Regions from separate parts of the Mus musculus genome. Here region 1 is linked to region 2. A link is a loop called in an ENCODE intact Hi-C map of the cell type or tissue named here. Cell type or tissue: heart. All regions are shown on one strand. Links, peaks and the distances in the headings refer to the core of each region. The heading gives the core; the rest is flanking DNA.

Evidence for each region. Peaks named below come from ENCODE experiments on the same cell type or tissue, not always from the same donor. Only the 100,000 strongest peaks of a DNase experiment are listed, where the experiment ranks them.
Region 1: a loop joins it to region 2, with 4 times the contacts of the local background. A loop is called at or near these places in 14 of 42 quality-filtered maps.

Annotation. Positions count from the first base shown.
Region 1 is chr6:137,865,217-137,877,390 of GRCm38, reverse strand. Gm38552 (a long non-coding RNA gene) reads right to left here. Exons shown (of 3, transcript XR_869527.1): 2 at 10,430-10,548; 3 at 8,749-8,973. Among named protein-coding and RNA genes, the nearest start is that of Gm38552, 15 kb to the right of the region's middle. In heart, for the core only: a CTCF peak has its summit at 4,877 (motif pointing left); no DNase peak of the experiment used is centred there.
Region 2 is chr6:138,157,879-138,170,052 of GRCm38, reverse strand. It overlaps Gm30213 (a long non-coding RNA gene), which reads right to left and starts at 3,498. Exons shown (of 5, transcript XR_869528.3): 1 at 3,200-3,498. In heart, for the core only: a CTCF peak has its summit at 5,923 (motif pointing right); no DNase peak of the experiment used is centred there.

The sequences.
Region 1 (12,174 bases), core at 1,322-9,321, 290 kb after region 2:
CAGAACCAATTTAGAGATGGAAAAGATAGACAGATGGAGATCAATCCAACAGCTTTATGACTGTTAAAGCTGATTGGAGAATGTGGCTTCGGACTGGCTTTTATCACTGAATTTAAAAGACCTTTTCTTCTTCGTTTATTGATGTAGTTTGACAAAGTGCAGGCTATTCTCTTAGAGCCCAGCCATTACAATGGGAAAGGGGGCTGAGAAAAATTCATGATTCCAGTTGGGTGTGGTGGCGCCCATACTGGTAAATTCTGCACTTGGAAGGCCAAGGCAGGAGGATCTCCAGGCTCTGAAAACTATTCACTGTTTGACCAGAACAGGTTACAGAAGTAAATGAGACTCTGAAAAAAAAATTGTTTCAAAGGAAAACGTATCTGTCTTTAGAGGACTAATGGTTTTCAGACACATATGAAGACTTTCTGACAGTTGTGGGTACACTGGTAATATTTTTTCAGTTAATGGTCATAATACAAATGGTGATTTTCATTCACAAAGCTGTACATGAAGACAAGGCATAGGTACAGAGTTAAAAGACTACATGCTTTCTGGTAACATTGGAACTAAAAGAAATAGTACTTTAACATACAGTCTTAGTAGAGTGGAGAGCAATTATGACAGTAATTGGGGGAAATGTTTTTAATGAAGCGTTACATGTAAAGATAAGCAGTGTGAATAAGCCTATCAATGAAAATTCAGTATCAATGAAAATTCAGTATCACCTTCTTGCAGGTGTGCATGTACTAAGCTATTTCCCAACACAATCTAAGAAGAATCGGAAGGTTTTCAACCATCACCATAATAAACACCAATAAGACCTCAAGTCACGTGAGAGGAGAATGCTTTCTCTGAGGGCTGCTGGGGTACCAGTCAGTCTTATTGCACAGCGCAGCTTGTTCCTGAGAGACCCAGTCCGACTCCGCGTCTTCCCAATTTAGGCAAATAAGTTATTTTATTTCAAGTACTAATTGTCTCCACAACAAACAGTGACTCCTCTCAGCTGCGATTATTGGCATTACAATAGATAATCAACAGGAAAGCCTGAATGCAAAAATGGGAAAAGTTGCCTTGGTTACCAACCCGCAATGCCTAAGTGTTACAGTTACGGCCATCTTTCTAAATTTCTTAGCATCCCCCACCCCAACCAAGAGCGAAGGGTAGCATCAGAGTCAGCTTAGGCCAATAAAAGACCCCACTCTTACAGAAATATTTTTATGAAGCCTTTTCACTAAATAACCCCAAGAAAGGAGCCTTCCATTTAGAGTATTTGTATATTCATGTTCATGAACGTTGAGAACAGTAAGATGGAATTGGAGTGCCTGCTTTATGCCCGAGTAGCACATTATTGTGTTTGCTCAATGCACAACACCACAGTGTGGCCATTACTCTATATTATCCTCTCCTCTCCCTTTCCTTAAAAGCAGGTGGAGAAATAGATCACCCAAGGGGCCATCTTACTTCATCCCATATGGACAAAGATTGTGTAGGGCTTGGGGGGCCGAAAGGTTCATCTCAGATCCAACAGTAACTGCTTAGCTTTGCAGCCCTTGATCTGTTTAGTAAATTGAGGATTGTAAAACTAAGATGACTATTCAGATAGGCATCTATTAATATATCCAGCTATTATAAAGCAGGCCGGAAGCTCACACAGCACCTTGCTTATCAAGTTCTGACAGTGGCCGGCACTGACTTTGCCTCCACTCCATAGTCCTGAGTCCAGGGGATGTAGTTGTCCTTTGCTTTCAGAACATCACGCACCACCAGGTGAGTGACATTTTGCTTACCTGGGGGAAAACATCTAAAAAGTATAAATCATGACTATATAATAAGTAATGGCAAAACATGAATTAAAACGTTTAACAAGATGGAGTGATGTCTCAGTGGTTAAGAGCACTAGCTGTTCCTCCAGGAGACCAGAATATCAATTCCCAGCACCCCTCTAGCAGGCCCGTGGCAACTCATAGCCATCTGTAACTCCAGTCCCAGGAGATCCAGTGTCCTCTCCAGGCCTCCGCAGGCACTGAGTGCACAGAAATTCAGGCACATACATACAAGTTTTAAACAGCTAAATCTCAAAATTTTTCTTAAAGTTTTAACAAGTTCCAGATTGTCTAGAATATCATGTAAAAAAAAAAGTATTATCTCTGTTAATAGATAAGGGAACTAAAGGTTATCATATAATTTGAGGGAACTTTCCCCCTAACAATGGAGGGTGAAGGTCCTGAACCAGAAGAGACTGGAAAGCCAGCTCTGCCACTCAGGTGCTCAGGCCTCCTCTGTGAGAACGGCGTGAGCAAATACGCAGGAACCACTCGGAACAACACACACAGGAAGTATGACATGTGGACCTGGAAATACTTGTGACATTGAGCAATGTCTAAAAGTGTCCAGGCATTTAGTTCTATTTACCTTGCTATTGTTGTTTCTTATATTAAAAACCTTGATACATTCTTCTTTGCTGGAGTCACTACCTGTTATAAAATGTCACTAGATGTGCTGTGTAAACAGAGCTACTGGATACAGTGTTTCTTTACCCTGCTCGGGACAATCAGGTAAGTGATGCAGATTTAGATCCCAGCCCATGCCCAAGTCAACAGAGGAGGCCTTCTGACCTCAGTGGTCATCACAAAAGCAGATTCCCACCATCCACTCCTACTTCCTGCTGACTGCTTACCTGTGTGCTCTTCCAGGAGGAGGGCGTGACCTTGAGACATAGCCATTCGCCAATTGAGTTTATAGAGCTGCAGGGTCCAGAGAGACTCTGGCTCACAGCCAACCAAGCTCTCTCTCTGGCAAGCTCATTGCCTTGATGTTAACAGTGGATCTGGAAGAGTAGAGTCTTTTCGCCCTTTGCACAGAGCACTTTTATTCACTAAATCTTGTCAAAGAGCCACCTGTCTTTCATCTGCTGTGGTGGTTGAATTCCATTCGAGGGGCAAACACACACATACACACACACACACACACACACACACACACACACACACACACACACACCTGTTAGTGTTTACCTGACACTAACCAGGGTCATTTGGGCAGAAGGAATCTTAATCAAGAATTAAGGATTCTTAATTAAATTAGTTAATAAGATTAGCCAGTAGGCAAGTCTGTAGGGCATATTCTTGATTGATGACTGATGTGGGCTCACTGTGGGTGGTGCCACCCCTGGACTGATAGTCCTGGATGGTGTAAGAAAGCAGACTGGACAAGCCATGGACAAGCCAATAACAGCACTCCTCCATGGCCACTGCATCAGCTCCTGCCTCAGCCGAGTTCCCGCTCAGCTGAATCCTGCCCTGACTTTCCTCAGTGATAAACTGTTACCTGGAAGTATAAGTGAGATAAACCCCTTCCTCCACAAGTTGCTTTCCGTTGTTGTGTTTATCACAGCAATGGAAATTGTAGCAGAGCGAGCCATCACAGAAGAAGGAGCAAGAGTAAGAGAAAAACACAGAGAAACAATGTATTCTGGAAACAGGGCTGCTGTACATGCAGACTCATAGCTGCCATGGCTGCCTGTAGGCTTAGATGTTTCAAAACCTACTTAATTAAGGGTTCTTAAATACTTCAACCTTTCTTCCAGCCCTCCAACCAAAGGTAGAGAAGAAAGCCTGTTTAGAAGTAGTCCTTTGAGATGGTACCAGTCTTTGTTGTCAGGACGTCAATAGTCTAGTCCAAAACATTAGACTTGAATCAGTACCGGCAGCCTGGTCCAATCAGCAAACACATATCAGTAGCAGCAGCTCGATCCAGAAGAAACCATGAAGCTCCACCAATTTGGTACAAGTCCACAGAAGCACCCAGAATAACCATGAGAAGTTCTTTGGCAAGTTTCTCTCTATGAAGTCAAGGCAAGTGAAGATCAGTATAGACCAGCAAAACTTTGAAAGAAGAAGCAAGGCAAGAGCATCATTTGCAGTCTGTTGGGCTCTATTTATACTCTTTCAAACATCATGCGCCCTTTCAACTGTCTGCCTCATCAAAGCATCGTCTCATGTGTCTGCTTCAGGAAAACATCCTCTCATGTATCTGCTTCAGGAAAACATCCTCTCATTACCCAGCTTCCAGAAAAAAAAAAAAAATTACATGACAACTGAGCCTCCAAGGAAACCAGAAATTATACTTCAGTTGTCTGTACAAGATCTGCACAAGATCAAGCCAGTAAGTGTTCCAGTTTGGATGGGGAGAGGGAGGGATCATGAGCTGCCATACGTAGCTGAGGACAGTTGACAGTCTGGGGGAAAGAAGAGTCACTTCTTAATGAGGTTGTGGCCCTGATAAGTTGACCATGGATGCCCAATCCAAGGAGATTATGGCCAGCATAAACTGTGCCAGTGGGTTATTTTAAAAATAGTAATAATAAAAAGGACACGGAGATGAACAGGGTGGGGGCAGATCTGAAAGGAGTTAGGGAGAAGAGTGAAGATACGATCAAAGTACATTATCTGCAGTTATCAAGAATTAATAAGAATATTATGTATTAAAAGTGTTTAACACATCACTTCTTGGCCTTTTGTCTAAGATCAAGTGTAAAAGTGTTTAACCACAATGGAAGATAGGAATATCTGGAATCTCTAAGCTATACAGCAATAACAGATTCAGAAAGCCTCAGCTTCGTATAGGATAGAAGCAAAGCACCTAAATAAATAATACATGTGTGCAAATAATCCTGACTACCAGGCCTGAGGGACAGCACATGATGGGGTTTACTGAATGTCAGAGACGTTTGCTGAGGGACAGCAAGGCCACAGCTGTCTCAAACTAGCATTTGCAGAGCTGGAAGAAGAGTCCAAGAGGGAGGTTCCACAAATACCAACTTAACTGAAGCTGATCCAGAAGAGACACGTTGTTCCTTCGGCGCCCTCTATTGACAAGGTCAGGCTAGTGCCATTCGGCGAGGCATGCGTCATTCAGTGAGAAGAGAGAGTAGATTTGTGTGCCGCTTAGAATCAACAAACTGATAATTGGGTCCGTACAGATACAAAATGCCTTTTTTTCCCCCTAAGACATGCACACAGAAGAAATGCCTGTTTCGTATTTGTGCAAAGACAAGCTGGGGAATTGCTTTGAGTCCTGAGATCATGGTGAGGGGTACCTGGCATGCAACCATTGTTGCTCTGCTCGGCCCCAAATAACCAGTCTGTATAGGCAGCCTCTTCGCAGCACGACACTATGGCTCGCCGTCACTTCCTGTTTGAATTACTTTTTTAAAGACATAAACAATAGCAATCACACACACAAGCCTCTCTTGTTCAGTTGCTCTGAACAGGTTAATTGTATGCTGAGGAAAAGCGTTCCTTTTCTAATGACTCAAAAGCAAGACAGACGAGTGAGTGAACGTGTGATTTGATTCAGACATTCTTCTTAGATTGTTGCTGTTTGCGGCCATCACCTGGACCTACCCCTAACACCGGTGAAGTTAAGAACCTAGACTATCTAAAGGCATCCGTCCCAGGGTTCCTCAGGCTACTGGACAATTTCCATTTCTTGAATGAAAAAAAAAATCTCAGAATTCATTGATTTGGGGGTAAAGTTACTGAAAGCATCGAGGAAGGTCAATGAAACGGGTTGCTTAACTGAGGGAAATAGATGCCATCCTTGCTCACTGGTAGTTTCTGTGTACTCTTTATGCATAAATCAGTCTCGTTTGTGATAAGGAACACTGGAAGGGCTTGGATTCTCAGGAGGAGCAGACAGAAGCAGGAGCCCTGGGCCGTGGTCTAGGGAGGGCTTTGTGTGAAATTGCTGAAATGGAAGCAGACAGCGAGTTAATTCTGTTGCATTTCTGATGGGTTACTCTGCCGTGCTGGAAATGCTTCGAATGTGGACACTATTAAAGAAACTAAGCACCCGGTGGAAAGAGCGGGACAGGGTTGTTTTAGGTAAACTGGGCTGGTTGCAACAGCGGATAGATACTTTCTTTCCAAGCCTTCGAAAAGTAAAGGGGATACTCTCTTTCCAAGTCTTTGATGTTATCTTTCAAATGGGGGATGAACACACTTTTTGTCAACTTTCTCTACACCCTGAAATAACAAGACTCCATTCCCAAGCTTTTCTGTACCATAGTTAACAATTATTCTAATTGTCAGTCCCTGGATTTTTTTTTTATGCTTTCCCTGAAATGTGATAATTTGTAGGCTAATGTAAGAAATTAGACCATTTCCTAGTTTTTCTAAAAGGAAAGCACAAGGCTTCCTCTCTCAATAGATTGACATCGCAACCCCTCCACCTGTGAGAATCAATGAAGCGTTCACTCATTCGGAGTTCTACCGCCTTCTTGTCAACAAGGTGGAGGGAGTTTGTTTTTTTTTCTTTTTCTTTTTAGTGCTTTCTCTGTACTGTCATTTCAGATTCACAGTTGCTAAGTATTCCAGGAGCCCAGCAGAGGGACTCTCTCATGGTGTGATTTGCAAACTTTGAAATAACACCCACCATCAGAAGCACCATATGTTGCTGCGTTATAGTCAGCTGACAGGAGCATGTCATTTGTCATTCGAAATTCAGAAAATGTCAGCATCTTCATACCCAGCAATTGCCTACACGCCTCTCTGGTTAGCAAAGAGCATCATTGAGCCTAAGTGCACATGAAAATATGGGAGTCGTATGGAGGAATAAAAATAGCGGAGTCAGTATTAAGACACACAGCTTCATGAGCATATGGACAGACAGATCAACTTCCTATGCTCCCACCGTGTGTGTGTGTGTGTGTGTGTGTGTGTGTGTGTGTGTGTGTGTGTGTGTGTGTGTGTGTCTGTGTGTGTCTGTGTGTGTCTGTGTGTGCATGCATGAGTATGTATGTATGTGTGCGTGCATCTAGGAGAAAGGTCTGACCCATAGGGTTAATGGCATTTGGGCTAATCACGTTTTCTAACACTGGTGACTCAAATGTATCTTTTAATTATAAAATAGGATACCAAAGAATATTTTTTAATCCATTAAAGGCAGATTCAACATAAAACACAAGCTGTTTCCTTTGTGATTAAATTGCATGCAGCTGCGCTAGCTTCCGCAGAGCCAAGAGAGAAAAGCACTTGGTAATTCTTCCTAATTAGAGGATGCTAATTACTCCTAAATACAATGCACTTTCAATGTTATAAAGGTTCCTCTAAATCAATGTTTTTATAGGGCTAAAAATTAATAATGATTTCAAATCCATTAACTGTGGCCAAACTACCCATTTGTTCATGCTTGCACATGACTTTACAATGAAATCTCTGAACTGAAATGAGGTGAGGACCGAGCCACATGGCCTGGCGTATTAGCACATTATTTCCATGTTGATCAGTGCCCCATGGTGGTGTTTCTTCCCTGTGCTCATGTCATGGTGGAAGCAGAAGCAGGCACTCTGTGGTTGGAGCATGGTCATGCTTCCAATTTGCCTTCACTCTGTGTTCCCATCAGATAGCGGAACTTCCCTGCAGCAGGGGCTGGGATCTAAGTTCTTAATCACACGAGGGACCCATGGGGACAGAGAAACTCAGTTGCTGGGCACTACACGTTTTCTCCTTTGACACAAAAGTCCATGAAGACTTTGAGAGTCAAACAAAAGTTGTCCATTTTGTCTAATTAAAATACCAGGGCTGTATCAATGTATAGAACCAGTGAGATGTTTCAGCAGGTGGAAATGTCTGTTCCCATGCCTTATGAGCTGAGCTCAGTCCCTGGAACCCCCCCCCCCAACACACACACATGATAAAATGAGAAAAACAACTACCTTTATAGGAAAAGTATAGTGTATGTGTACTCAAATAAATGCACAAAAAGATTTAAAAAGTATATAAATTTTAAAATAACACTGTTCACTACACACTCTTCCAACTAAATTATGACCCTTATCAAATAAAGTCTTTTAAACATTTTTCTGGGATTAAAGTGGTTCAAGTGCACTATTGCATATGCCAGCAAGATTTTGCTGAAAGGACCCTGATATAGCTGTCTCTTGTGAGGCTATGCCAGTGCCTGGCAAATACAGAAGTGGATGCTCACAGTCATCTATAGGATGGAACACAGGGCCCCCAATGGAGGAGCTAGAGAAAGTACCCAAGGAGCTGAAGGGGTCTGCAATTCTATAGGTTGAACAACAATATGAACTCAACAGTACCCCCAGAGCTCATGTCTCTGGCTGCATATGTAGCAGAAGATGGCCTAGTCAGCCATCATTGGGAAGAGAGGCCCCTTAGTCTTGCAAACTTTATATGCCCCAGTACAGGGGAACTCCATGGCCAAGAAGTGGGAGTGGGTGGGTAGGGGAGCAGGGCGGGGGGTTGAGGGAGGGGTATAGGGAACTTTTGGGATAACATTTGAAATGTAAATAAAGAAAATATCTAATAAAAAAAAGAAATTTTAAAAAATAAATAAATAAAGTGGTTCAAGTGGTTGCCAGGCATGCATGAAAACCCGAATTTAGATTCCCAGAACCCATTAAGTGCTGAGTGGGTCGAGTGGTTCCTCTGTAATTCTAACTCCAGGAAAAGACATGAATGCCCAAAGCCACCTGATTGATGAGACTAGCCATGTTGGTGAGCTCTGGGTTTGATTGAGGGACCCTGTCTCAATGAATAAAGTAGAGAGCAATGGAGGATGATTCTTCCATCGACTTCTTGAGTTTCTACATGTGAGCACATACATGCACAAAGCATATACATATATACACATGCACACTACATACATACATATACATACATACATATATGAAAGTAGAAGAAATAAACACTTTTAACTCATTTTTCTTAATGATAATATTTTTCGTTCTCTATCATTTGCCTGTAAGTTATACTCTATTTAATTCAACTCCATCTTGAGAGGTGGCTCGTTTGCTCAGTCCATTTGTTCTGGGCTCTGGTTAAAATGCGTTTGTACTCCAAGGCTTCCTAGACAAAAGTCTTGTTCTCCAATGAGTTAGTGCTGAGGTGGTGGGAACTTTGAGTGACAGGATCTCCTGGGAGGTGGTTGTATCATAAAGTCACCAACCTAAGAAAAGATTAATGGTGCTGCCATCAACTTAGTTCCATACAGTCCTCTACAAAACTTCTGTAGACTGTATGAGGTCACATGACAGACTCTTGGGGAGCAGGGGAAAGAGGCAATAGTGAACCCCGAGTTTCCGAACCCCGAGTCAAGCATGTCATGAGTCTGGACTCTCCGACGGTGCTTATGCATGTATCATGGACATGTACATGTATCATGGACATGTACATGCTTATGCATGTATCATGGAACGTCACTGATGCTTCAACTCTAACCACGTGACATGCGCACTCTACTGTGCATGCTGATCCCCCTCCACCAGGAAACGCCAACAAAGGCGGCCTGACACGCATTGAAGCTCAGCCACAAGGGGAGCATCTTTATTGTACCTGGAAAGCTCTCTGCTCTTATGAAAACATAATGGTTTAATTACAGAAAACAAAGACTTCTACTATTTTCCTACTGTCATTCCTCAGCATGTAAGTATCAAATTAGCATATATTTCGATGGTACTGTGCTATATTTTGATTTCAAAATTGCTGTTTGAATCGCTGCCCCAAGCTTCATAAAAACTCATTACTTAGGAGTTTGGGGCAGAGAGAGGCGGGAAGGATGGCTTAGCAGTTCGGAGCACTTGTATTCTTACAGGGGGCCAAATTCAGTTCCCAGTACCTGCATGGTGGCTTATGATAGATAGATAGATAGATAGATAGATAGATAGATAGATAGATAGATAGATAGATAGATAGATAGATAGAAATTTCCCTATGATTTGTCAGTAAACCCATGTCTTACATACATACTTAACCTGTTTATATGCCTAGTATTGTATAAGAATTGCTTGCATGAAAGGGTTGAGAAAGGAAAAAGTTTAAGAACCCACAGTCTATGACTCTAAAGCCATTGCTGTAGCAAACCAAGGCTAGCTCAGGCCTTTCTGCACATAGCTACTTCTTGTTCTGCACCTCTGCCATGCTGTGCTACAAACACTGGCCCTGACCAGAAGCCAATTAGATGGAGCCACCTGATCTTGAACAAGCCAATGCCTTTTCTTTGTAAACTGCCCAATGTCTGGTATTCTAGCATCACAAAATGGACTAAGATAAGCAGATGTAACAATTTTCCAGAGACTGGTTAATTTATACACAATGGAATTTTATTTCTGATAGTTCTGGAGGCTGAGAACTCCACAGTCAAGACACTGATGGCTTCCATGTTTGCCTCTTTCATTAGGTCATGGTTCTACTCATGAGGTCCTCGCTGAAGCCCTGGCTCTTAATACTGACACACTGCTGATTAAATACAAATGTGTGTTCTGAAGGAAAGCATTCACACCATAGTACCCACAAAGGAAGAACTCTCACCTTGTTCTTCCCAGTCATGAAAAGGTGGATCTGGATGAGTCACTTCCTACTTCCCCAGATTCAGGTACCTCATCCACTGTGGTGCTTCAACTTACTTGGATTGAGGAGTGCTGACATGCCTTGCAGAACACACTTCTAGGCTTGTCTGAGGATCGTCTACAGATGATTGACTAAAGAAGATCTGCTCTGAATGTGGACAGCACCATCTCACATGCTGGACCCAAAGAGAATAGGAGAGGTGTTAGCAAGGCTCTCTCTCTCTCTCTCTCTCTCTCTCTCTCTCTCTCTCTCTCTCTCTCTCTGTGTGTGTGTGTGTGTGTGTGTGTGTCTTTCTCTCTGTCTCTGTCTGTCTGTCTGTCTCTGTCTATATCTTTGTCTCTGTCTGTTTTCTGTCTCTGTCTGTCTGTGTGTCTGTCCATCTGTCCATGTGTCTGGCCAATGTTTGTAGCACAGCATGGCAGAGGTGCAGAACAAGAAATAGCTATGTGCAGAAAGGCCTGAACTAGCCTTGGTTTGCTACAGCAATGGCAACACCTCTTCTATTCTCTTCTTTCTCTCCTATTCCTGGCTGCATGAGGTAAGTGGCCTCTCAACCTGCTCTTGCTGCCTCAATCTGGACCCAGATGCAATGGCACCAAGAACTGTTTACTGAGAACTCTGATTCTTCAAGCCCAAGTAAATCCTTCCTCCTTCAGACCTGCTTCCCTCCTGCCCCAGCCACAGTGATGCTAGTCTGACTAGAACACTACCAAGTGACTGATGCCTAAGGCCCTTCTAAGATGGGGGCAATAAGCAAATGAAATAATGGTTTGGAGAAGAAGGTATTTTGAAAAATACCATCACAATATAATGAAAGGTGCTTCAGTCAGGATCAGCATGGGAGAATAACTATGGGAGAGACTTTGGCTTCCTATAAACTACAGATTGAGACTTTTTTTCTCAATTTTTAGAATTATTACATTATGTGTATGAGTATTTTGCCTGCATATATGCATATGCACAACCATGTCTGATGCCTGAATGCAGAGACGAGGCTTGGGTGATTTATCACTGCACTGAACAGTAGGAGGGTGAATTCCGAGTTCAGAAAAGCAGGCCAGTCGTGAGATTCACACACCTTTAATTTCCCTTTATTTGAACTTGATTTGCTTCATCTGACCCCCATCAGAACCTCCAGTGGAGATTGAGGAATGAGGGACTGACCCCCACATGGCCAGAGAGTCTCATTCTTGACTAGACCTTTGCTCCCATTGGCTTTTTACATTTTTCATTAACCTTGCATTTTTGTGTGTAAGTCGGTTTTTCATCACTGTGGTAAAATGTCTGTGCAAACAATATAGGCAGAAATAATTTACTTTGGCCCGAAGAACTAAAGGTTTCAGCCCAAGCTGGGCTGGTGCCTTGATGGTCTGGCAGGACCTTGTGGAGGGAAGGCACGAGAGAGAGAAACTGTCCAATGTTCCCTCATGGTGGGCAGGAGAGTGCCCTCACTTCCTGGCTCCTTCCCTTCCCCTTTTGCTCCATGTAAGCCTCTGTCCTATCAGATGGGGCCTCCTCAGGCTGGGCTGGGTTCTCCTCCTCAGTCAATCTTCTCTGAGCTGATCTCACAGAACACCCAGGGTATGAATTACCAATCTATCTATCTTTCAATTCAATAATTCAGTCAAGCTGACAACCTAAATGAAGCTTGCATTGAGTAGAGGAGATAGTGTGTGTGTGTGTGTGTGTGTGTGTGTGTGTGTGTGTGTGTGTGTGTGTGTGTTCATACTTCAACTCAACAACTCAACAATCAGCCCTATTAACGTCTGATTCCATTGAGAGGTAAGTGCAAAGCAAGCCC
Region 2 (12,174 bases), core at 2,671-10,670:
AGCAAATGAAGGACTATGTATCCTAATGCTTGGGTTATTTTCCTCAGTTATATTGGGTCAAAAACCCATCCTATAAGCCAGGCATGGTGGTGTGCGCCTTTAATCCCAGCACTTGGGAGGCAGAGGCAGGTGGATCTCTGAGTTCAAGGCCAGTCTGGTCAACAAAGTGAGTTCCAGGACAGCCAGGGCTATACAGAAAAACCCTGTCTCAAAAAACCAAAAAAAAAAAAAAAAAAAAAAAACATCCTATGGATGTTGCCCCCATATTCATGGTGTGTCTTCTTCCTTCTATGCCTCTCTGTTGATCTCTTCTCTTAAGATCTACCACTGAATTTACAGCCTGCCCCAGTCTCTTCTGCAAATCTCTAGTCACATCTTCTAAAATACTTGCTCTGTACAACCTCACATACATAGATCCCAGGAATTTCAATGGCAAGCACTTTATCAGCTGAGCACTCCTGTGTTTTATAAATTAAGTACTTATGTACCTCCTATGCCCATCGCTAGGACTTGTGAACTTTTGATTCTCAAAGTTCATAGTCTGTCTCCCTTGCCTTTGAGTTATTAGTCTTGGTGCATAACATTAATGATAAATAAATAAATACCCAGAGGATTTCTAGACAGACATTATATTATTAGATAAATGTGTTTCGAAGATATGATCTCTGTTATTCATGTGGAAGCACACAGAACATTATATACTACAGTATCCACCCCATATGACCTCTACAAACTTGAAGAAACAACAGAGGCATGGAAAAGTGTGAAGCTTCTTCGCTATGCAGAGAAATGCTAATCACTAGTACCAGCTGAAACCAACCCAGGATGAGAGGAAAACCTTCCTCTGTGGGATAAGAAATGTTTCATACATATTGGTTTAGCAGGTTTAGATAAATCATAAATTTAAAGAAGTCGCTTGCTTTTCCCTCCTATGTCTTTTTTCCAGAACATTTCAAGCATGAATAAGAAGCAGAAGACTCCTCCACTGGGGACCCTGAGCTCACTCCAGTGGTTGGTTGCAAGCTTCTGCCTCTGTCTTTGTCAGGCTCTGGTAGAGTCTCTCAGGAGATAGTCATATCAGGCTTCCATCAGCAAGCACTTACTGGCATCAGCAATAATGTCCGGGTATGGTAGCTATATATGACAATGTTAATAGGCCAGACCCCTCAGGGCTCCCGGGAACTGGACCACCAACCAAAGAGCAAACCATGGCGCTGGCCAAATATGTGGTAGAGGAGGGTCTCGTTGGTCGTCAGTGGGAGGAGAGGTCCTTGGGCCTGAGGTATTTCTATCCCCCTGTGTAGGGGAATGTCAGGATGGGAGGATGGGAGAGGGAGAGTGGGGGAGAGCACCCTCACAGAGGCAGGGGGAGGAGGGATGGGGTAGGAGCATCCCGAAGAGGAGACCTGGAAAGGGGAAAACATTTGAAATGTAAATAAAGAAAATATCCAATCAATAAGAAGCAAACGGAGGAGGAGGAGGAGCAGGAGGAAGAAGAGGAGGAGACTTTTCTCCCTGTGCAGATCACTCAGGGTCAGCAAGGAAGAACCCATGCACATCCTCACTGCCTTAACGCTCAGACTCGGTTCTAGGGTGCTCATACCTTAAATGAGCTCTAAGCATTCCAGGGAACCTTGTAAAGTTAGACCTCCTGCAGCTTAGGATATAGGTCAGTTGTGCTATGGAGGTGCTCAGCTGGAAGCACTGGGGTAAACTGTCAAGACCACATTAACCAGTTGTGGTGCTGGCCTATACTCAGTTGGTGGAGGCAGGAGGATTATGAGTTCAAGGTCAGCATTGGCTGTAGCCACAGTATAAGTTCACCCTGAGTTACTTGAGACATTGCCTAACAAACAAAATCAGGTGCTAGAGAGATGGCTTAGCTTTCTGCATGCTGGGTAACAAGCCAAACATCTTTCTTGTGTCTATGACCCCAGTTTTGAAAGGGGTAGAAACAGGAGGATTGTTAGTGCTTGCTGTCCGCAGCCTCATAGAGTGTAGGAAGAGAAAGAGATTGAGAGAGAGAGAGAGAGAGAGAGAGAGAGAGAGAGAGAGAGAGAGAGAGAAACCCTGCCTCAAAGGCACAGACAGAGAGTGACAGAGGAAACTTGGTTCCTTCTTGTGCACAGGCATGCACACCTCTCCTACACTTACATAAAATACTGAAGTAATTAATATCAAATTTTCAATACCAGTTCATGAATTTTCATAGTTTTGTTTTGGAATTAGAATTCAAAGAATATTCATACTTTGTCTCATTTTTTTCCTCTAGAGGATTTTTTCTGTACACCCCTCTCTCTCCCTGTCTTCTCTCCACAATCTTTCCTTGAAGACTTGAACTCCTTTCCTGGGCAGTTTTTCTCGGTCTGATCTTCTTTGACTTCATGGCACTTTGCCCCACTTGGATCTCCTATAAATCTCACATTCAAAATTAGAGACTTCAGCAGACAACCACCAGTCTGGTGCCCGAGAACCAGGCAGGGAGCAAGTCAGATATGACCTCTGCCCTGCGCCATCTGGCAGGGGCGGGGCACAGCACTCCTGAGATGACCTCAGACATCCACAAGTCCCACGGGACACTAAAATGAACAAGTAAGGGGTGGAGAGATAAAAGAGAAAGAGAATCAGAAGGGTGTGTGCACAATGAAGAGAGAAAGAACAGGAAAATGGAGGTTGGTGAGGAACAGCTGGATGTGAGTAGCTGATGTTGTCACCTGGGAGCATGGCGAGGTCCTTGCCCATGCTGCTACACAGGAACATGTCTAGATGGCCCTGCAGCAGCATGTTACCACCAAGATCCAGGCAGACATCCCTGGTCTGGGGTACCACCATGTTGATGTTTGAGAGCTGTGCAGAACTGGCACCACCCCTAGACTGGGCATCATGGGAGATCTGGTGCCAAAGGTGTGCAAGCAGGAGAGCCATCTGCTCCTCCCCAGGTGCAGTTCTGAGGAAAGCAGGCTGCACCTAGCCTAGCACACACAGCCGAGCTGGCCCTGGTTGTAGGGGTTGAAGATGAGCCAGTCTGAGAGTGTGAGCGTGCATGGGAGAGGTAGCCCTGTACTCATCTGCTGTGTGGATACAGAGGGAAGGTGAGGGAGAGAATCATGCCACTCCTCTTGCCACTACCCACCTGCAGCAGTCAAGAAAGCTGACCACAGGGGATCTGGAGAGCAGGAGAGCTGTCCCTTCTCCTCACCTTTTGCAGCACTCAGAGTGGGACCTGCACTTGTGCAGCATAGTAGAGCTGGTCCTGATGTCAGGGGATGGAGGCAGGGTGGGGCAGGTGAGAGAGCTGTTCATGAGAGCAGGAGATCTGGTCCAAACCCTGGACTGCTGCAGCACTCCGGAGAGCAGACCCTACCTTACTTGAGCAGCTCTGCTCTGGTAGGCACAGATCCAAAGTTGCAGGACCTCCATGACCTAGGGAAACAACAAGATGTCTGAGAGGTCCCAGTGAGGGTCTGCTATTGATAGAGTAGCAGAACCTAGAGGTCTCAAACCAGATCAGTGACTTGTCCCAATGAACATTTGCAAGCAGAGAAGTGGGTGAAATGGTATACTGTGGGACACACTGATATACTACAGCTTCCACAATGATTTTTTTTCTTTTTTGGGGGGGTGGGGGTAGGGAGGTTACAAAGAGACAGGGAAATGAGTGGGATTGGGAAGCACGATGTGAAATTCACATAGAATCAATAAAAAGTTAAATAAAACAATTAGAGACTTCGGGAGAGTTTTCCTGGCCTTTTATCCACATAGTTTTATGGATGATATTGTGTGAGTCTCTCCGGAATAAATAACTTCTGGCTGTCTTATGTTAACAGCCATTGATAATCTTTGCTTAAATCCATTACCTCATTAGGTGTTGAAAAGATAAATTATTTCTTCAATTATTAGCTGCTTTGCTTCTAAAAAGAAACATTTCCCTCTCAACAGCTATTGGTCAAGTTGGGGTGTAGTTTATATAGGAAAAGTAGGATAGATTCTTGGAGGGTTTTCAAAAAAGTTAAGATCTCCAACAGTCTTCAAAAAAGTCTGTGTATCTTTTTAGATGTCTAGATACATAGCTATATATGTATATGTGTGTAATTGTAGGTATGTGCATATATAGTGTATATATGTGTTTCTACATACATATATAACATGCATGTATAACACATATTATATAGATAACCATATATATAATGTTTTAAGGTCTTCGTCATATGACAGTTTATTGGCATGGAGCCTATATATTTTATGTTCCTCAGATTTCTGTTCTGAAAATATTTTAAAGAGTTGCAGTTCTTTGCTGCAGTAAATGGCACCCCAATAAATATTATTTGCAATCATTTTCATATTTTTTTCCTAGCTCTTTCTAGGAGGTAAATACACTACCACCACACACACACAGCACACACCACTACCACTCTCACACACTCACACACACACACAACACAGACACAAAGACACACAGACAGACATACTACACACACACACACTCACACACACATAATGCACATGACTACCACTTAGACACACACACTATCTCACACATACACATACCACAGACACACAGCACACACCACTACCACTCTCACACACTCACACACACACACTCACACACACACACACATGCACACACACACACAAGCACATCAGTTCAGACTAATGTCAAACTTAGGAATTTTGATTCCTTTTATTTTACCTATTCAAGTCCACTTCTATAACCCATTTATGCCCTGCCTCAAATTCTGATTTTAGTAACTCTAGTTTAATTACTTTTTTCTTTTAGTCTACATTACATATTCTAGTCTCAAAATGATTTTGCCTCAACTGTTGTTGATATTCTTCCTATTATGTTGTTGTTTTCCAAATGAAACGTGTTATTTTAAAGTCACCTGGGACAGGTTCTTGATGGTCATTATGTCACCAGCAGTGCTCTCAATGAAGTCTTCTTTCTTTAACTTTCCTGGTTGTATATGAAAGGCTATCTGTATTGTAGTTAATTACTATGTAACACTATTTAATTACTATGTAACTTCAGAAAGTCATAGCTCCCAAAGGGGACATTAAGAACTCACTTTGTTTCTCGTCCCTAATGTAAGCATGCACACACACATGCATCAGGATCATCTTGTATCCTTAATAATAACTTCATTGTAGAGATACTAGCATAGACAAAGTCTTCTCCTTGTTATGGTCTCATAATAATACAATGTGCACGTCCTCAGATTTCTGTCCTGAGAATATTTTAAAGAGTTGCAGTGCTTTGCTTCAGTAAATGGCACCCTAATAAATATTATTTGCAATCATTTTCATAGTTTTTCCAGTATTTCATTCTGGGATAAGTCCCTAAAAGCAGCAATCATGTCATTTTTTTTTCTACTTAGAACTCCATCTCAGACTCTGATCCGAATTCTAGCTGTAATGGTTACTGACTTTGTTTTGAGTAGAGGAATCTGGGGTGGGTTGTTGAATTAATGGATTCAGAACCTGTTTCTGTGGCAGAGCTGTGAGAAGACCTGAGGCCCCAAATGGAATCACATATCACGTTTCCTTTAAAAAGCAGTAAGATAAACTCATCAAAGAAACTAGGCCCAGGTTTTCTGACGTCATCACAATGACTGCATTGAACGTGACAGGCATAAGACCATCATTATGGGCCAGTCTTAAATTAGTTGTAGATAGTGTAAGCTCTTTCTGAGCACCTGCTTGGTGTCATTTCGTCCTAGTGTGCTCTGTTCTGTTGACATTAAGACCTGCCATAGGATGTGATCGAACGTTAGTACTTTAAACTATCATTTATGAAAAAGGTGTGATTTGATTGCTTTCCATGGGAGGTGTCATGATTTCTACATATTTACTATGAGCAAAAGGACGGCATTAACTGAAACTTCAGCTTCCATCAGAGGAACCGCATCCTGGCATGAAAACTCAACCACCAGGGGGAGCAAACCAAAGTTCAGACACTGGTGAGAAACCCATGGCCATGAAGAAAGTAAATGGTGTCTCATTGCTTATGTGTGTGTGCTTGTGTGTGCTTGTGTGTGCTTGTGTGCATGTGTGCTTGTGTGCGTGTGTGAGTGTGTGTGTGTGTGTGAGTGTGTGCGTGCGTGTGTGTGTGTGTGTGTGTGTGTGTGTGTGTGTACACGCACACACTACAGGACAACCTTGGATCCCATTCCCAAGGAAGCAATGGTTTTATTTGTTGGCCCAATGCTTGTCAAGTAGGCTAGGCTGGCTGACTACTGAGTCCCAGGGATCTGCCTGTTTCCACCTCCCCAGTGCTTGGACTACAAGTGTGCACCACCATACCCAGATTTGTTGAAATGTGTGTTGTAAGGGATAACATTTATGCAAACACTTTGAACCATCTCATCTCCCCTGCCTGGAATCTCTCTCTCTCTTTTTAAAAAAATTAGACAAATGCTTAGGCATCATGACATAGTCTAACATCTTTCCACACTACATAATGTATGATATAGAACAGAAACAAATAATTTGAGTTAAAATAGAGGAAAATGTATATATAAATAACGTGTTTATTTTTAGTAGCACAGAAAATCATACAGTCAAATTTTGGTGGCAAGCGGCTTTAAAAACTGAGTTATCTCACTGGCCCTGAAGATCCATTTTTAGTACAGTATACATTTAGCACTCATCAAAGTACTACAGATAAACAGGAATCCCTAGGCCTCTGTCGTTCCTAGCTAGTAGCTGGTAGCTTCTTGCCTGAGTGCTTTCATTTCATTATAGCTGAAAATTTAGAGGCACTTTGTTATGTGACTGAGGCCACATACCAGGAACAAGGGGAGATCTCAAGTGCAGTTGGATGAGAAATTTGGAACGGAGACTATGGTAGTCAAGCAAGAGAGACTGTAACTCCCTGAAGAACACAATGTGGCAGAAAGAGAGCAGAATTCCTCAAGAACAGGAACTATGAAAATCACATTTCCCCCTAAATTATCACAATAGCGATTCTTTCCTTTACCCTAGATACATGCCCCACTTTGCAAGGTCATAAAATAAATGGCTTCAAGTTCTATACTTGAAGTCACTCTTATTTTGGGGGTGCAGGGTCTTTTCTATTACTGTAATTGCTTTGATTAAATCTTAGGGCAAGTTAGTAGGTGCCAAATAACTAGAAAACTCACTATCCTATTAGTGTCTTAAGGGAATTGTGAGGGTCATAGGTCGACATGTGTTGTAAAAAGCCCAAATAAACATTTCAGACTTTACGAGTCAAGAGACAGAAAACAGTGTGTCACAAAAGCAGTGTGTCACAAATGGACCCAGAAAACAAAAGGACTAATGGCTACAATGGCACGGTGTGCTTCTAAGTGTAACGATAATAATGCTGCCCCCCCTTCCTTTCTTCTCTCCTTGCATTCTTTCTTTCTCTTTTATTTTATCAAGACTCTGTCTCACTCATTTTATACGCCTGGCTACCTTGAAACTCACTGTGTAGATGAAGCTGCCCTGGAAGTAGTTAATCTGCCTCCTTCTCCTCCTCCTCATCTTCTTCCTCCTCCTCCTCCTCCTCCTCCTCTTCTTTCTTCTCCTTCTCCTTCTTCTTCTTCCTCCTCTTCCTCTTTTTCCTCTTCCTTTTCTCTTCTTCCTCCTCCTTCTACGCTCATTCTTCCCTCTCTTCTCTTCTTCCTCTCTCTCTCTCTCTCTCTCTCTCTCTCTCTCTCTCTCTCTCTCATTCTCAATTTATATCTACTGATAATAAAATGGAAACTTTAATTCTATGGATATAACTCTGCCTAATCTTGGTTCATTGTTAATGCCCTCAGACACTAAACTGCTTACAAATGTTCATTAGTGAAATACCTTTTTACCATGTGGTCTCTACCAAAGCATGCCAGGGCAGATTTAACCAACAGAATATCATGAATTGGTTTCCTCCAGAGGACCCCATTACAGTTTGATTTCAGTTATTTCAATGGTCTCTTTTGACTTCTTTACAAATGTATCTAATTCCATCTCTTCAGTGATGTACACAAGACATACATCACATGGGAGATTATTAGTAGTTTCATGAAGAATTAAGCATTTCCTTCTATTATGTGTCTTGAGATTTTGGCCTAGAGGACTCTAATTCTCAGGATCATGATTTTAGGAACCCAGAATGAATAGAGCAAGTAATTTACTTCTGGCCATTCTGGCTGTCCCATCCCAACACTACTACCTATCAGTGATTGGCCTAGTCAAGTGATAGTATACTCCCATTTGAAGAAAAACAATAAGAGTAAATCTTAAAATGGGGAGAACTCAATATTTATTTAATGTTTGGGAGTGTTCATGTTGTTTTAGTGACATGACATTAGTGACTCAGAGAAAATTAATTTAAGCATTATTATTATTATTCTAAGACATGAAACCCACAAAATGCTCTTTAGCTCACCAATTGTCTTTGACCCTGTTAATGAGGTTATGGGCTTTCTACCATAATTACTCCCGCATGTTGGTGCTCACAGTCTGTCACTAGAAATGAGTAGAACACCTGCCTCCAGAACAAATAGTGTTTTCAGTCGTAGATTCTTTCAATCATCTACTTCACTGTCTTCATTTTAAATGTGAAATACTGAAAAGAGATTGAGGGAGCCTCATCTGGCATTAAGGTTGGTTGGTGAGGAAGACATCATTAGAATAAATTCTTGGATCCAACCTCTAAATACGATGTTACAAAGGACAAGGTATCCAGGAAAAGGTGCTCTCCCATTAGCTATTATGCTTGTAGATTGAATAACACAGAAATTTAATGTAGCATTTGTTTTCATGGTTAATATAAGTCATGAACTACCATTTCAGCAAACACCAACATGGTCAGTCACATTTAGGTGAGTAACGTTCTCTGATCTACAATAACTATACCAATAGTAAAGAGCATTAAATTTTATGAAGTGCTTGGTTTGGGAGCAGGGTGTAGATTATAATTTCAAGAGAACAGACGGGGGCACAGTTTGGGGACCAACTTGGTTATAGAGGCGATAAGGCTATCCAAATATTTGTTCTTATCCCATCTGTCTTCCTAAGGCGACATGCTGCAAATGAGAGGGAGAAGGCCAAATTCATATGCTCACATTTTTCAAGCTTAGTTGTAACCATTGTTATCACATTGAGCCTACCATGGGTTACAGCTAATCTGACAAAATGACGACTGACACATTAGAGCAAAGGCTGCTTTCAGAGCATGAAGTTTTAAATTTAGATAGTGCTCCTACTATGTCTGGGTTGAACTTCATCATGGCATTGTAACCCACACAGAGTGGGCGGGAACGATTTTTCCTGTCAATCATTCCTCCATGCATACCTACCCTGTGTCTTGTGATGCTGAGGTTGCTCTCACTTGGGGATTTGAGTTTCAGCACTTTGATTCTAAGGTCAATTGTCTGGCATGTGACTTGCTTTGTCTATCTGTATGATGAACAGATGTTTTCCTGGAAGGCAACCATAGGATTCTGTTTCCTCCCTTGTTTCTTTGTCATGGACATGATGATGTCTAGGCCAGACAACTGGGTAAACTTGTTCTATGAATGATCAGATAATAAATATGCCTGTTTTGTGTCCTGTGGAGTTTTCTGTTACAGAAGTTTACTTCATTCTGCCACTATGGCAAAAAAGTAGTTTGAGAAAATACTAAAACAAGTAAACATAGCTGTGCTCCAAGAACACTCTGTTTCCAAATGCCATCAATAGCTAGATTTAGCCCAGAAGCCAGAGTTTACCAAGCTCTGTCATGGAGGATGAAATACAATGTAGCACTGAATTGGCTCCAGGACTTTTTCTTGAGATCTTTCTGGATCAGCTCATTTTGGCTTTAACTGATTCCCAAAATGTGGATGTGCCCTGACATCCAAAAGTTCCTGACAAGTAACTTATAAATGACACAGGAGCTGATTCATCCAAGGCCCCTCAACCCTACAGAGGCCTTGGTGAAAGCCACTGCTGTGTACCAATCTACCACTAACACAGCAGGTCATGTGCCAATACGTTTAGAGTTAGAGATAGGGCTCAAAAAGCAGTCAAACACCTTGACAATATCTTAGGCTCAATAAAGTCTCAGGACCATGACTGACATAAAGGCACAATTCTATTCACATTCCAAACTATTTCAATAATTAATGTTTGGTGGGAGTGGATGTTTGATTTTTCAAGACAGAATTTCTCTATATAGTTCCTGTCCTAGAACTCACTCTGTAAATCAGATTAGCCCCAAACTCACAGAGATCGACCTATTTCAATCTCCCAAGTGCTGGGATTAAAGATGTGTGCTACCACTTCCTGGTCTTAATACTTTTCTTATTTAGAGTTTTTAATATTTGTTGTGTGTGTATGTGTGTATGTCCATGTTTGACACTTGTGTGCATGTGTGGCAGTCACAGGAAAACCTGGAGTCTGTTTTCTCCTCTTATTACATGAGTTCCAGGGAGTGGGCTCAGGCCATCAGCCGTACTGGAAGGTGCCTAAACCTGCTGAGCCATCTCGCCAGCCCAACAGTTTTCTTAACTGCAGGTGGTTTATCTTGTTCATATACAGATGGAGATGTGTACAGTTTAAGCTTAATGATGTAGAATTTTAGGCATCTTCATACTCTGCGTTAATTTTCCTCTTAACTTTTAATCATTAAAATCATGTGGCCTTGGAATAAATATGCCAGGAATATTTTCCCAAAGTCACTATTGTCAGTCTCTTGGTGATGTTCCAGAGTCTGTATTGTCCTGTTTTGTATTTTCCTAAAGTCCAGTGAACTGGAATAATGGCTCACTCGCTCACACACACACAGTCTCAATCTCTCCATTTTTACAGCTCACACTTTATGCAGGGCTGTCAGGGTTTTCTGAATTAAATGTGACTCGGGGCCTGCATTTGCTGACTGAGGAGGCTCACGGGTCCTATAGCTCATCCACCGTCTTCCACTTGAGCTGCCACAGATGAGAGATTGGTGCCAACTTCAACCCAACATCGACCCTTCCCAGTAGTCTGCCTTCAACAACTCCTCCTTGTCAAATCCAACAGTTTACATGGGATTTACAGTGAATCAAGGACCCTGAAAGGCACACGGGCAGCAGTAATGCTTTTCCTCATAGCAGGAACACCTATCAATGTCCCACAGGGCTGACATTTCAGGCAGGCAGGGGGGAGATGATCAGAGGATTTTTTTGTGTTGCTCTTTCTAAATGGATTGTTGGAGACTCCCAAGGCAAGGGGCTAAAAGTCAGTGTGATACAGCTATGCAACATCCCCCAAAAACACTTATTAAATTATTAATTATAAAGTAGAGCCCTTGGATGAATTGCTCACAGAAGCAAAACAAGACCCCCTAGGACTGGTCCCCTGGGTGCAAGAGGGGGCCAGAAACTCCTCTTCTGCTTGCTGCCTAGAGAAACTTCTAGATATAGAATCAGGAGAATGTTTGATCATGGCTGTAGTTCTTAGTAGTTCTTTGGAGTTTTAGAGGTTTCTCTAATGACAGGGCCCAGAAGTTGTTCAATTATACTTTGCCAGATGACTAGACAACCAAACACAGATAAGATACTGGTTTTCTGGTCATCAAGACCTAGGAAGTCTCCTCTGTGCACATCACAGTATCAGGAAAGAAGGGAGACAGGGGTTAGGGTCCAAATATTCTCTTCAAGGGATACCCACAAAAACTTACATTCCTCCACTAGCGCCCTCTTCCCAAAGGTTCTAGCACCTCACCAGTACCTGCTTCCTGGTGTTTAGATGCTTTTACACATGAACTTTTCAGGGGAACTCTTGATTGGCAATATAGCATCCTTCCTAGGTATATATTAAATTTTAATGTAAACTGCGTGGTCCCTTCGGTTCTCACCACAGGTTAGAGTCATCAACAACAAATGTAAACAAAATAATGTCATTTGGCTGGGCAGGAATTCCTTGAGGCAGGAAAGGCAAGATCAGTAAAAATCCACACATACCCCATACATCCTCCTTCCTGATAAAAGCAGTTTCACAAACAAATCTCTCAACACTTAACAGCTGTAGAAGAATTTTAATCCAGCAACCTGGCTGCTCTGGCAAGGGATTGCATCCAAAGACCTAAGTCTGTGTGATCAGGCTGGAATGCAGAAACAACACACATCTTTCATCCCTTTGGCTGGAAAACACACACATACACAAACACACACCCTTAGTATATATACTTTTGAAGTAAAATTTTGT